Regions from separate parts of the Homo sapiens genome. Here region 2 is linked to region 1. The links are chromatin contacts, found by Hi-C or POLR2A ChIA-PET in ENCODE. All regions are on one chromosome and are shown on one strand. Each heading gives the region's core, a stretch centred on a gene start or an enhancer-like site at or near the end of the contact. The rest is flanking DNA. Distances are from core to core; before and after follow the strand shown. Region 1 overlaps FEN1 (flap structure-specific endonuclease 1). Region 2 holds the start of RAB3IL1 (RAB3A interacting protein like 1).

What was found. Hi-C counts contacts between places; a loop is a spot of excess contacts on that map. ChIA-PET counts read pairs that join two places held with the same protein, here RNA polymerase II (POLR2A). Pooled maps may share reads with other maps.
Region 2: a pooled map shows a loop between it and region 1 (4-fold over the local background). The contact joins the promoter of RAB3IL1 here to the enhancer-like site in region 1. A Hi-C loop is called at or near these places in 1 of 168 maps with a recorded cell type or tissue (endothelial cell of hepatic sinusoid) and 5 of 50 pooled maps. POLR2A ChIA-PET finds 5 or more read pairs at or near these places in 8 of 52 experiments (B cell, Caco-2, HEK293T and 5 more).

What each region holds. Positions count from the first base shown.
Region 1 is chr11:61,794,077-61,799,626 of GRCh38, forward strand. FEN1 (flap structure-specific endonuclease 1) reads left to right here. Exons shown (of 2, transcript NM_004111.6): 2 at 1,265-3,162. The coding sequence starts at 1,286. The coding sequence ends at 2,428. Among named protein-coding and RNA genes, the nearest start is that of FEN1, 3.9 kb to the left of the region's middle. RefSeq lists an enhancer at 1,270-1,770. Within about 2 kb of position 3,300, at least 5 of the 41 ENCODE cell types and tissues checked have a DNase peak (open chromatin) inside an H3K27ac peak, as active enhancers do.
Region 2 is chr11:61,914,542-61,920,091 of GRCh38, forward strand. It overlaps RAB3IL1 (RAB3A interacting protein like 1), which reads right to left and starts at 3,025. Exons shown (of 10, transcript NM_013401.4): 1 at 2,816-3,025. The coding sequence starts at 2,826.

The DNA.
Region 1 (5,550 bases), core at 2,050-4,549:
CGGCCTCCCAAAGTGCTGGGATTACTGCCCAGAGCCTCTGTGCCTGGCCCCAGTAGAATATTTCTTGGAGTATTGGACACATACCAACAGTGGGCACAAGATGAGTTTTTTATTTTTTTGAGACGGAGTCTCACTCTCTTGCTAGGCTGGAGTGCAGCGGCACAATCTCGGCTCACTGCATTCTCTGCCTCCTGGGTTCAAGCGATTCTCCTGCCTCAGCCTCCCGAGTAGCTGGGATTACAGGTGCACACCACCACACCCAGCTAATTTTTTTTTTTTTTGTATTTTTAGTAGAGACAGGGTTTCACCGTGTTGGCCAGGATGGCAAGATGATTTTAAATTGCACCCCCTAAAAATCCTTTTTAATAGTTATACATTTAATACATATTAAAATATAACTAATAGAACACAAATATTATTGCTTATGAGTTTTCCAGTTTAGTTTTTTAAAAAAAATTCTAAGTGAATGAAAGTACGGGTTTTAGTTGGAAGTAGCAAAAATCGTGAGGGTGATTTGGGAAACACTGCTATCTGGGAAACACTGAACTCTGAAGTGCAATACTCTTTTGAGCCCAGTGACTACAGCATGCCAGACCCCTAAATCAGGACCTGGGGAGGAGCCATGGAGTTAACATTTCAGACTGAGTGGTGGCGAGAAAACGCAAAGGGAAAGACTTGAAACTCTAGCAACATTATAATAAAAGTAGAAACTCTTATGTGCTGAGGCGATGATGAAGAGAGTTTAGAGAAGCTTGTGAGAAAGCCACATCACCTCCATTCAGATATGTTTGCAATCCTTTTTCAAGGCTGCCTTATTAGTCAGGGTTCTCCAGAGACTCAAAACAAATCAGATCTGTTTGTTTAGCTGGTGTATTTGCCTGTCTTTCAGGTCTGCCATTATGGTCCCTGGACTCCTCAAGCCAGGCCAAGCATCCTGGCCTTCTGTGGTCCTTGATGGAGACCTATGTTGCAGGTTTTTTTTGTGTAATAAATAATGCTGCTACCTTAGAATATCAACAGTATCTTATTTCTCTAAGCACGTGGTTCAATTTCTGGTACTCGTTGAGCCTTACTATTGAGTAAATTCTCCTGCTAGACTGAGTTTTTTGAGAATGGGGACCTTGTTCATCTTTTTATCTTTAGCAGTGCTGACATGGTGTCCTTTTTGTTGTGTGGAATTTAGTTGAAGGCATGAAGTTGGTGAGATAACACCAGTTATAACCTTTCTCCTTTCCTCCGTCTCTGACTTGCCTTTCTTTTTTAGTCATCCCTCCTCTGTGTTGCCATGGGAATTCAAGGCCTGGCCAAACTAATTGCTGATGTGGCCCCCAGTGCCATCCGGGAGAATGACATCAAGAGCTACTTTGGCCGTAAGGTGGCCATTGATGCCTCTATGAGCATTTATCAGTTCCTGATTGCTGTTCGCCAGGGTGGGGATGTGCTGCAGAATGAGGAGGGTGAGACCACCAGCCACCTGATGGGCATGTTCTACCGCACCATTCGCATGATGGAGAACGGCATCAAGCCCGTGTATGTCTTTGATGGCAAGCCGCCACAGCTCAAGTCAGGCGAGCTGGCCAAACGCAGTGAGCGGCGGGCTGAGGCAGAGAAGCAGCTGCAGCAGGCTCAGGCTGCTGGGGCCGAGCAGGAGGTGGAAAAATTCACTAAGCGGCTGGTGAAGGTCACTAAGCAGCACAATGATGAGTGCAAACATCTGCTGAGCCTCATGGGCATCCCTTATCTTGATGCACCCAGTGAGGCAGAGGCCAGCTGTGCTGCCCTGGTGAAGGCTGGCAAAGTCTATGCTGCGGCTACCGAGGACATGGACTGCCTCACCTTCGGCAGCCCTGTGCTAATGCGACACCTGACTGCCAGTGAAGCCAAAAAGCTGCCAATCCAGGAATTCCACCTGAGCCGGATTCTGCAGGAGCTGGGCCTGAACCAGGAACAGTTTGTGGATCTGTGCATCCTGCTAGGCAGTGACTACTGTGAGAGTATCCGGGGTATTGGGCCCAAGCGGGCTGTGGACCTCATCCAGAAGCACAAGAGCATCGAGGAGATCGTGCGGCGACTTGACCCCAACAAGTACCCTGTGCCAGAAAATTGGCTCCACAAGGAGGCTCACCAGCTCTTCTTGGAACCTGAGGTGCTGGACCCAGAGTCTGTGGAGCTGAAGTGGAGCGAGCCAAATGAAGAAGAGCTGATCAAGTTCATGTGTGGTGAAAAGCAGTTCTCTGAGGAGCGAATCCGCAGTGGGGTCAAGAGGCTGAGTAAGAGCCGCCAAGGCAGCACCCAGGGCCGCCTGGATGATTTCTTCAAGGTGACCGGCTCACTCTCTTCAGCTAAGCGCAAGGAGCCAGAACCCAAGGGATCCACTAAGAAGAAGGCAAAGACTGGGGCAGCAGGGAAGTTTAAAAGGGGAAAATAAATGTGTTTCCCCATTATACCTCCTTCACCCCAGAATATTTGCCGTCTTGTACCCTTAAGAGCTACAGCTAGAGAAACCTTCACGGGGTGGAGAGAGGATTCTAAGGCTTTTCTAGCGTGACCCTTTTCAGTAGTGCTAGTCCCTTTTTTACTTGATCTTAATGGCAAGAAGGCCACAGAGGTACTTTTCCTTTTTTAGCTCAGGAAAATATGTCAGGCTCAAACCACTTCTCAGGCAGTTTAATGGACACTAAGTCCATTGTTACATGAAAGTGATAGATAGCAACAAGTTTTGGAGAAGAGAGAGGGAGATAAAAGGGGGAGACAAAAGATGTACAGAAATGATTTCCTGGCTGGCCAACTGGTGGCCAGTGGGAGGTGATGGTGGACCTAGACTGTGCTTTTCTGTCTTGTTCAGCCTTGACCCACCTTGAGAGAGAGCCACCAGGAAGGCGCATCTTAGCAGATGGGAGGAACTGCTGAGAGAAGATGGGCAGAAAGCTGGAGCCCCTGGAGTTGGCTGTGTCTGTGTTTGTGACTGATTACTGGCTGTGTCTTGGGTGGGCAGAAACTCGAACTTGCTATGTAATTTGTGTCTAGTTATTCAGAGGAGTAAGATGGTGATGTTCACCTGGCAATCAGCTGAGTTGAGACTTTGGAATAAGACACTGGTTTTCATGCGCTGTTTTTGTTTTAAAGTTATGAAGAAAAAAGTCAATAAAATTCTAAAAGTAACCAAAATGTCATGTTCTTTGAGAACATTTGAAAATATCCCAAGTGACCATGGCTCCAAATAGCTTTCCTTTTCACTCTTAACATGCTGTAATTGCACTTGATTAACAATGGGTGGTTTGAGAGTGGCCACAAGATGGCACCATGCTCCATAAAATGGCCATAGCAGCTAGATGGAACTTCAGCCATTAGGAGGAGGATGTTTTGTTTATTTTATTTTGCTGGGAGAGGAGTTTTAATACGTTGAATAGATTTCTAGTCTCTCACTCCATGAGATCAAAGGAGTGCCTTTAAGAAAGCCTCACAATTTAGATCAACTACCTCATAACATCCAAGCATTTACTTTGCCACTACTTGTAAACTGAAAGCTGCCATTCAGAAACCATTTTCTTGTTCCTTTTGTAACATCAAATCCAAGATACTGTTTCCCATAGAGATGGCATGTTTTTGAGCTTTGAAAGTTTTATAATCCTGATAAAGCTTGGCCCATTTGAATGTCTGACGTTTTAGCATTCCTGTCAGGGCCATTTGAAGTTAACAGGGACACTTATGTAACTGTCCGAAATTTAAGCTGGCAATGTCTTGACAGATTAAACAGGTAGGGAGCCTGAAGACCAGTAGTTTTCAAGTCTTTTAATGGAGAAACCTATTCTTCAAGTGTAATCTTATGTGAAACTTTAGGATGTACAGGTTCCTCTGGTTGAAGCTGGAATGGGATAAAGTTTACCCAGCAACGGCCTCATAACTAGGGTACTTTTTGAAAACTGGTGTTGACAAAAAGTTCTATCCCAAGGGCAGGTAACTTTTGAAACTGATTTTCCCAGATTATACCAAGCCACACAACTTATTTGAGCTCTATTTTCTGATTCAGGTAGATTGCTTCTAAATCTGCAGTAATGGTGATAGGAACTAAAGACGGTAAGATTTCTTTTTTTTTTTTTTTTTTGAGACAGAGTCTCTTGCTCTGTCACCCAGGCTGGAGTTCAGTAGTGCGATCTTGGCTCACTGCAGCCTCAGCCTCCTGGGCTCAAGTGATTCTCCCACCTCAGCCTCCCAAGCAGCTGGGATTACAGGCACAGGCCACCATGCCTGGATGATTTTTCAATTTTTTGTAAAGATGGGATCTCACTGTTGCCCAGGCTGGTCTTAAACTCCTGGGCTCAAGCAATCCTCCCGCCTTGGCCTCCTAAAGGCTAGGATTACGTGTGCCATTCTCTCCCAGTGCTGGGATTACAGGATGAGCCACCTTGCCTGGCGAAATGTTAAGATTTCTTAGGAGTTATTGCCTCAGTGCAGTAGCTCTTAATAATTAAGGGCTTATACCCTGTGGTGGTCAAGAATGTAGTGGTTTTCTTTTGTCTTTTGAAGGTAAGTTTGTCTCCTATAGAATTTTGTTAATCTGACTTTCTGTGTGCACACTGCAGGGAAGATTAATGATGCCTACAAATGTTTTTGCTCAGAGCTGTTCTAGTTGGATGGTTAAGAGGCACTGCTCTGCAGTCAAGCTCTGAGGGATCACACTTGCAGAGGAAGATTTAGGCAGATAGGACTTAGGGAGACTATTTGGAAACTAGAAATGAGTTTAAAAGTAAAGAGAGGCCAGGCGCAGTGGCTCACGCCTGTAATCCCAGCACTTTGGGAGGCCAAGGCGGGTGGATCACCTGAGGCCAGGAGTTCAAGACCAGCCTGGCCACCATGGTGAAACCCTGTCTCTACTAAAAATAAAAAATTAGCTGGGCGCGGTGGTGTATGCTTATAATCCTAGCTACCCGGGAGGCTGAAGCAGGAGAATTGCTTGGACCCAGGAGGCGGAGGCTGCAATCAGCTGAGATCACGCCACTACACTCCAGCCTGAGCAGCAAGAGTGAAACTCTGGTCTCAAAAAAAAAAAAAAAAAAAAAAAAAAAAAAAAAAAAATTAGCCTGAGGTGGGAAGATGGCTTGAGGCCGGGAGGCAGAGAATGCAGTGAACTAAGATGGCAGCACCACTGCACTCCAGCCTGGGCCATAGAGCCAGACCTTGTCTCAAAACAAGTAAGTGTAAAAATAAAGAGAAAATAATTCAAAATGGAAAGCTGAAGGACAAAAGGGCAAGGGCATTGCCTCATGAATAGGAGGAAGTGATACGTGTGAAACTTGGTGAGATTATTGACAATCTCACATTTGAACACGGGAGTCATCAGAAGGACTTTGCCTTGCTCTTCCTTGCCATACTTCACCCTTGCCTTGGTGTTTTCTGGAGGGTCCTGATGTTTCTTCCTCTGCCCAATACAAAGGGGAGTCTAGTGATTCAAGAACTTAAGAGCACAGAGAGGTGAACAGTAACTCGTAGCAGAGGCACTCAGGAATCCTGTGCACACACAGATGAACATCATGGGTTACAAATGAAGTC
Region 2 (5,550 bases), core at 1,775-4,274, 120 kb after region 1:
TGGGGAATCGGAAGGGGGACAACCCAGTTTGGAGGGGCACCTAAAGTCAGACTGGAGCTGCCTCTGGGTTTGGAGTTCAGGGCCCATGCTCAGGAGTCCCAAAGAAGAGGACCCACCCAGGCTGTGGCAGAGTCCAGCCACTGCCGCCCACCCCAGAAGAGTAGCCCAGGGCTGGAGCCATGACCAGGACCTGGCCATTAACAAAGCACAGCCACCAAGAGAAAGATCTCAGTTCATTTCACAGGTGAGGAAACGAAGCCCAGAAACATCACTGGCCCCGCTGGGGTCACCAACTCCTAATCCCAGCTCCTCCTGTTCTAGGATCAACAGTCCCAAATATACACCTGCCAGAGCTGTCATCAGACTTGGTCAGAGTAACCTGGCAAGTATGACTCTGAACAGGACACCTCCCAACTGCTGCTGGGGTCTGGGTGAGCTCCTAGGACACCAGGCACCCAGTGGGGGCTAGCAGCTTGGCCCCTGACTCTAAATCCCTGTTTCCTCACCCAAATGGGGGGCCATAAAAATACAGAGCTCAAGGTAACCCCCAAGCTCTGCCTCACCCCTTCCGCCAGCTTCTCACTGCCCCTCATCCTTTCCATCTGCATTTATGAAGCACCCATTATGATATGAGCTCAGCACCCAGCTAGGCCCCTGGGGGTGCAGGGGTGCATGCAGGAAGTGAGCCATACTGAGGATTCTGTGGGGGTCAGCCTGGCAGCTGGCTCATCCAGAGTGTTGCTGGGAATATGGCAGGGGGGCTGGATGGTGGGGAGGGGTCCCTGCCCAGGATATAAGGCTCTCTGACTCTCCTTGAAGCAACCATCCATCTACTGGTGGCTCTCAGCTGTGTCTGGCCTTGGCCTGGGTGCCTCCAGGGAAGGACATTCTCTGACCTGCGATCACTCCCACCCCAGAAACCATTTATTTTACCTAGAGGCCCAGAGAAGGAAGTCCACACTCTCAAGGTCACACAGCAACTAACTCAGGGGCTGTGTTGCCTGAGTCCACCCAGCCGGCACAAGACACAGGCTTCCGGCAGACGAGGCTGCTCCCCAAACACAATTCACCCCGGGCAGGACTGCCCTAACCTCTCCAGGTACCACAAACCCACCTCAAGCACTTTCTCCTAAGCCAGCCTCCTTCCTCCAAGCACAATGCCAACAAATACACTAGTGGCCTTCAACTCTCTCCCTTTAAGAGTCTCAAGCCCAGGCCGGGTGCAGTGGCTCACACCTGTAATCCCAGCACTTTGGGAGGCTGAGGCGGGCGGATCACAAGGTCAGGAGATCGAGACCATCCTTGCTAACATGGTGAAACCCTGTCTCTACTAAAAACACAAAAAAATTAGCTGGGCGTGGTGGCGGGCGCCTGTAGTCCCAGCTACTCGGGAAGCTAAGGCAGGAGACTGGTGTGAACCTGGGAGGTGGAGCTTGCACTGAGCCGCGCCACTGCACTCCAGCCTGGGCGACAGAGTGACACTCTGTCTCAAAAAAAAAAAAAAAAGAGTCTCAAGTCTTAGGGCAGGGCGTGGTGGTAAAAGCCTGTAATCCTAGCACTTTGGGAGGCTGAGGCTGGTGGATCACCTGAGGTCAGGAGTTCGAGACCAGCCTGATCAATATTGTGAAACCCCGTCTCTACTAAAAATACAAAAATTAGCCGGGTGTGGTGGTGTGTGCCTGTAGTCGCAGCTACTCAGGAGGCTGAGTCAGGCGAATTGCTTGTACTCAGGCAGCGGAGGTTGCAGTGAGCTGAGATCTCGCCACTGCACTCCAGCCTGGGTGACAGAGCAAGACTCCGTCTCAAAAAAAAAAAAAGTCCCAAGCCTCTCCACACCTCACCCCTAACAGGAGCCCACTCTCTCCACACCCCCTGCTGGGGATGAAAGGCCATCCCTCCCCTAGCATCGCAGCTCAACCTTTGCTAGGTGCCATGGAGTGAAGTGGATCCTGCCTGCCTTTCCGGGGGGCTTCCCTCACTCCCCAGCTGTAGCTGGGCAGTAGCCCTCTCCTGGGACCACTCATCTGGCCCAGGGGGCACAGGAGTACAACCTGTCCCCCATTCTGGCCACATTTCCTCCACGACCTGGTCTTTCCCGGCCACGGGGAAGAGGAAGTGTTTGCCCAACTCCACAAAAACACCACAACCTTTCTGCACATACAGGGCAGGGGTCCCACATCAGATGGGCCAGGAACTGCAACTGCCCCTGAGAACCAGTGGCCTGAACAGACACAGCCACTGGGGCCACTAATCCAGGACCCAGAGTCTCTGCTACCCCACTCCAGGCTGCGGGGCCGGGGCGGGGGGGGTTCCCACTCCACACCTCTGAGAGCCTCCGTACTTCCAGAGCCCCACAAGGAGGTTCTGCCCTCAACTTGGGAGCCACCCTGGCAAAGACCCAGCCCCTCTTTCCCAGCTACACTGCTTTCCAAGAGTTCATCCAGCGAAGGGGTTGAGGGACAGGTTGGGAGGGTGGGCTGGGGGTCCTTCCTCTAGGTGCATGCCCCAGAGTCGTGCACACTCTTCCCCACACCCCAACTCTTCTCACTTGCGCTCCTGATGAGCTAAGAGGAGTTGACGCTGTCACCCCGGGACGGTCGGCTGCCCACCCTTCGCACCCTGCACCCCGAGAGACACCCCCGACCCCTCCCCCGGAGTCTCCTGGCTGCAAGTCGGCTCGCCTGCAGGCAGGGCGGGGGCGCACAGCACCTCCGGGTGGCGGCGCAGACCCGGCGGGGACCCCCGAAATCCTCCCGTCCCGGGAGGCGACCGCGGCCCAGACCCAGCGCGGGACCGCGAGCGCGCGCGGACCTACCCGCTCCACATCCCGGCGCCTCGGGGCGCCCAGGCGTCCGTTCCCAGCGCCGCCGCGTCCTCCCAGCGCCGCGTCCCCGCCCGCCGCCGACTCCGCCAGGGGCCGAGCCGCCCCACCGCCTGTCAGCCCTGCCCGCGGCCGGTCAGTAGGTCTCAGACGCCTGGGCTCGCGGCCCCCAGCCCAGCCCCGACCCTGCCCTGGGCGGGTCACGTGGCGGAGGGGGGAGCGGCCCGAGGACACGTGCCCGGCCCCGCCCCTCCGCCGGCCCGGCGCTGGGATCCGGCGCGCGCTCCCAAGGCCTGGCCCCACCCGGCCCGCCGCGCCGGGACAGGGAGACCACGGCGCTCGGAGGGAACCCGGCCCCCAACATCCCGCGGGCCGCGCCGCGCTCAGACTCCCCAGCTGACTCCTCCTCTCCAGTCGCCCTCCGCACCACCCACTTTGGGCCACCCCTGCTCAAGAACCTACAATGGCTCCCGAGCTCTCAGCTCTTCGATTCTCACACAGATTGTCACTTAAGGCCAGCAGACACCCTCCCCCCTCCTCACCCGGCCCTCCTTCCCTAGGCTGTCTGCTTAGTGCCTGTCCCTGTGCAACATCCTGCCTGCTGGGAAGGGGAGGGGACAAACCCGAAACAAGTTTTCTGAGTCCTACTCTCTGAGTTTTATCCCGAAGGAGTTTCCACTTCTGGTCCAACTCTCCTCACTCAGCCTCCTGCCACTTAACACGCTCTGCCCATCCCTGCCTTTACTCACCATCTGCCCTCTGGATAGTATTCCCCACCCCACCCCCACCGACACACACACATACACACACCTGTCTGGTCCCACATCCTCCGTGAAACCTTCCCTGAATCCCAGACGACTGGTCTACCTGTCCCTCAGTTCCTCTGTCCCACCCATTCTGAGTCCTGATCATTCGTCTCAACTTCAGCCTGGGACTGGACCAGTAAGAGCAGAACCCGTCTTCTCTCCCGCCAGGTACCATGGCTCCCACCTTCCCTGTCTAGGGGAGGACTGGGAGCGTGGTGGGAGGTACTTCCCCTTCTAGGTGCTACCAGAGGTCCCAGTGCTACCCCTCCAGGCCCACTGACTCAGGCCGCAGGCTCAAGTTAGTCAGATCTTCGTTTGAGGATACATTTTATTCATTCATTCTACTCATTCATACATTCAGCCACTCCATCTGAGCATAGACTATGGGGCATGCAAGGGGCTGGGGACCCAGCAGGAAACTGTACAGACATAGGTTCTGCCCTCCTGGGGCTCCACGTTGGTGGAGGATGGAGGATGGGGGACGTATTCTCTAAGACCTCCACGTCCAGGGCACAAATAGACAATGCTCTTTCCCCGCTGGGCACAGCGCACAGCAAGGTATGGAATCTGGAGAGTGGAGGCGAGGCTGGATTCTATGCCTTGCTTGCTCCCTTGGCCAGCACTTTGTGCAGTGAACAACCTAGGCAGTTCTCCATAGCATCCCTTCCAACTTTCTAGAATCATTCAGCCCAGGCGTCCCATAGCCATCACTCAGCAGGGCAGTTGTTTCCATGGCCACGGCTTCCAGAGGGCAGGGATTCTCTCTTTCTTGGAGCTATGTTCCCCTACCCCACCCCCAGCCCAGCTCAGGGTCTGGCCCACCCAAAGCAGATGTCCACATGTGTTTGCTGGCTTGAATCCCTCATCAGTTGGTCTTGAGCAACTGTTGTCTTCCTGGCCCTTATTTTGTTCACTATTTAGAGAAGGAGGAGAAAATGACACAAAAGGAACCCAGCACAGGGCCCTTGCCCTCCAAGTCTTCACAAGCCCCGGCAGGAGATAAGTCATGGCAACCCAGACCAGTGGGAGATAAAGGGTGGAGGAGGCGTCAGCTCAGGGCTATGTCCCTGGAGGAAGAGTCCTCAGCCTGGGAGGTCTGGTGGACCGGGGAGGCCCTTGAGCGAGGTCTTGAAGGACAAGTCTGTGGTCACCACTCTGGAAGCATCCACACTCAATTTCTAACCAAAAATAGCCTGTCATCCATGCTTCCTGCTACCATGGACTCCTAGGGCTCACTGCCTCCCCCAGTAGGGAGGACCCTCCTGCTCAGCTGAACTTGCTCCTCAGTTGAAAAGGATGGGCTCGGAGAAGTTAAGGAACCTGCCTGATATCACACCAGCCAGGGGCAGTGGGGCTGAGTCCTCTTACACCCGTTTTCCAAAAAGACCACCCAGAAACTAGAGGCTCACTGGCAGCTGCAGCTGTGTGCAGCCAGGCAGCAAGAGGTTCCTGAGCACATGCTAGGTGTCTGGCCAGTGGCAGGGAAGGGATAAATAAAAGTTGTGTCCTCTGCCTACAAGCCACTGCCCTCCTCAGCCTCCCTCCCTCTATCTCCCTCTGCCTGCTCCATCCCAAGCCTGGCAGCCTTGACCACAGACCCTTGGCTGAAGGCAGCTGAGGAGCAGGAGACAGTCAGCCTGGACAACCCAGGCCCTGATTCTGGACTTACAGGTGTGTCCTCAGCTCACTGTGTGACCCAGGATGAGTGTCTTGCCCTCTCTGAGCTTCAGTCTCCACCTCTGTACAGCCACCAAATTGGACAAGACAATCAGAGCCATTGCCTAGGACTCTCTGAGCCCAGCTTCTCACACTGGCTGCCCTGAAGCTTGCCAAGACTCCCCCTCCCCTCCATGCCCCAGGTCCTGAGCTCACCTGTCTGTGCCCCAGGGCTCTTCTCTCAAGTTCCCCTCAAGTACAGGGCAC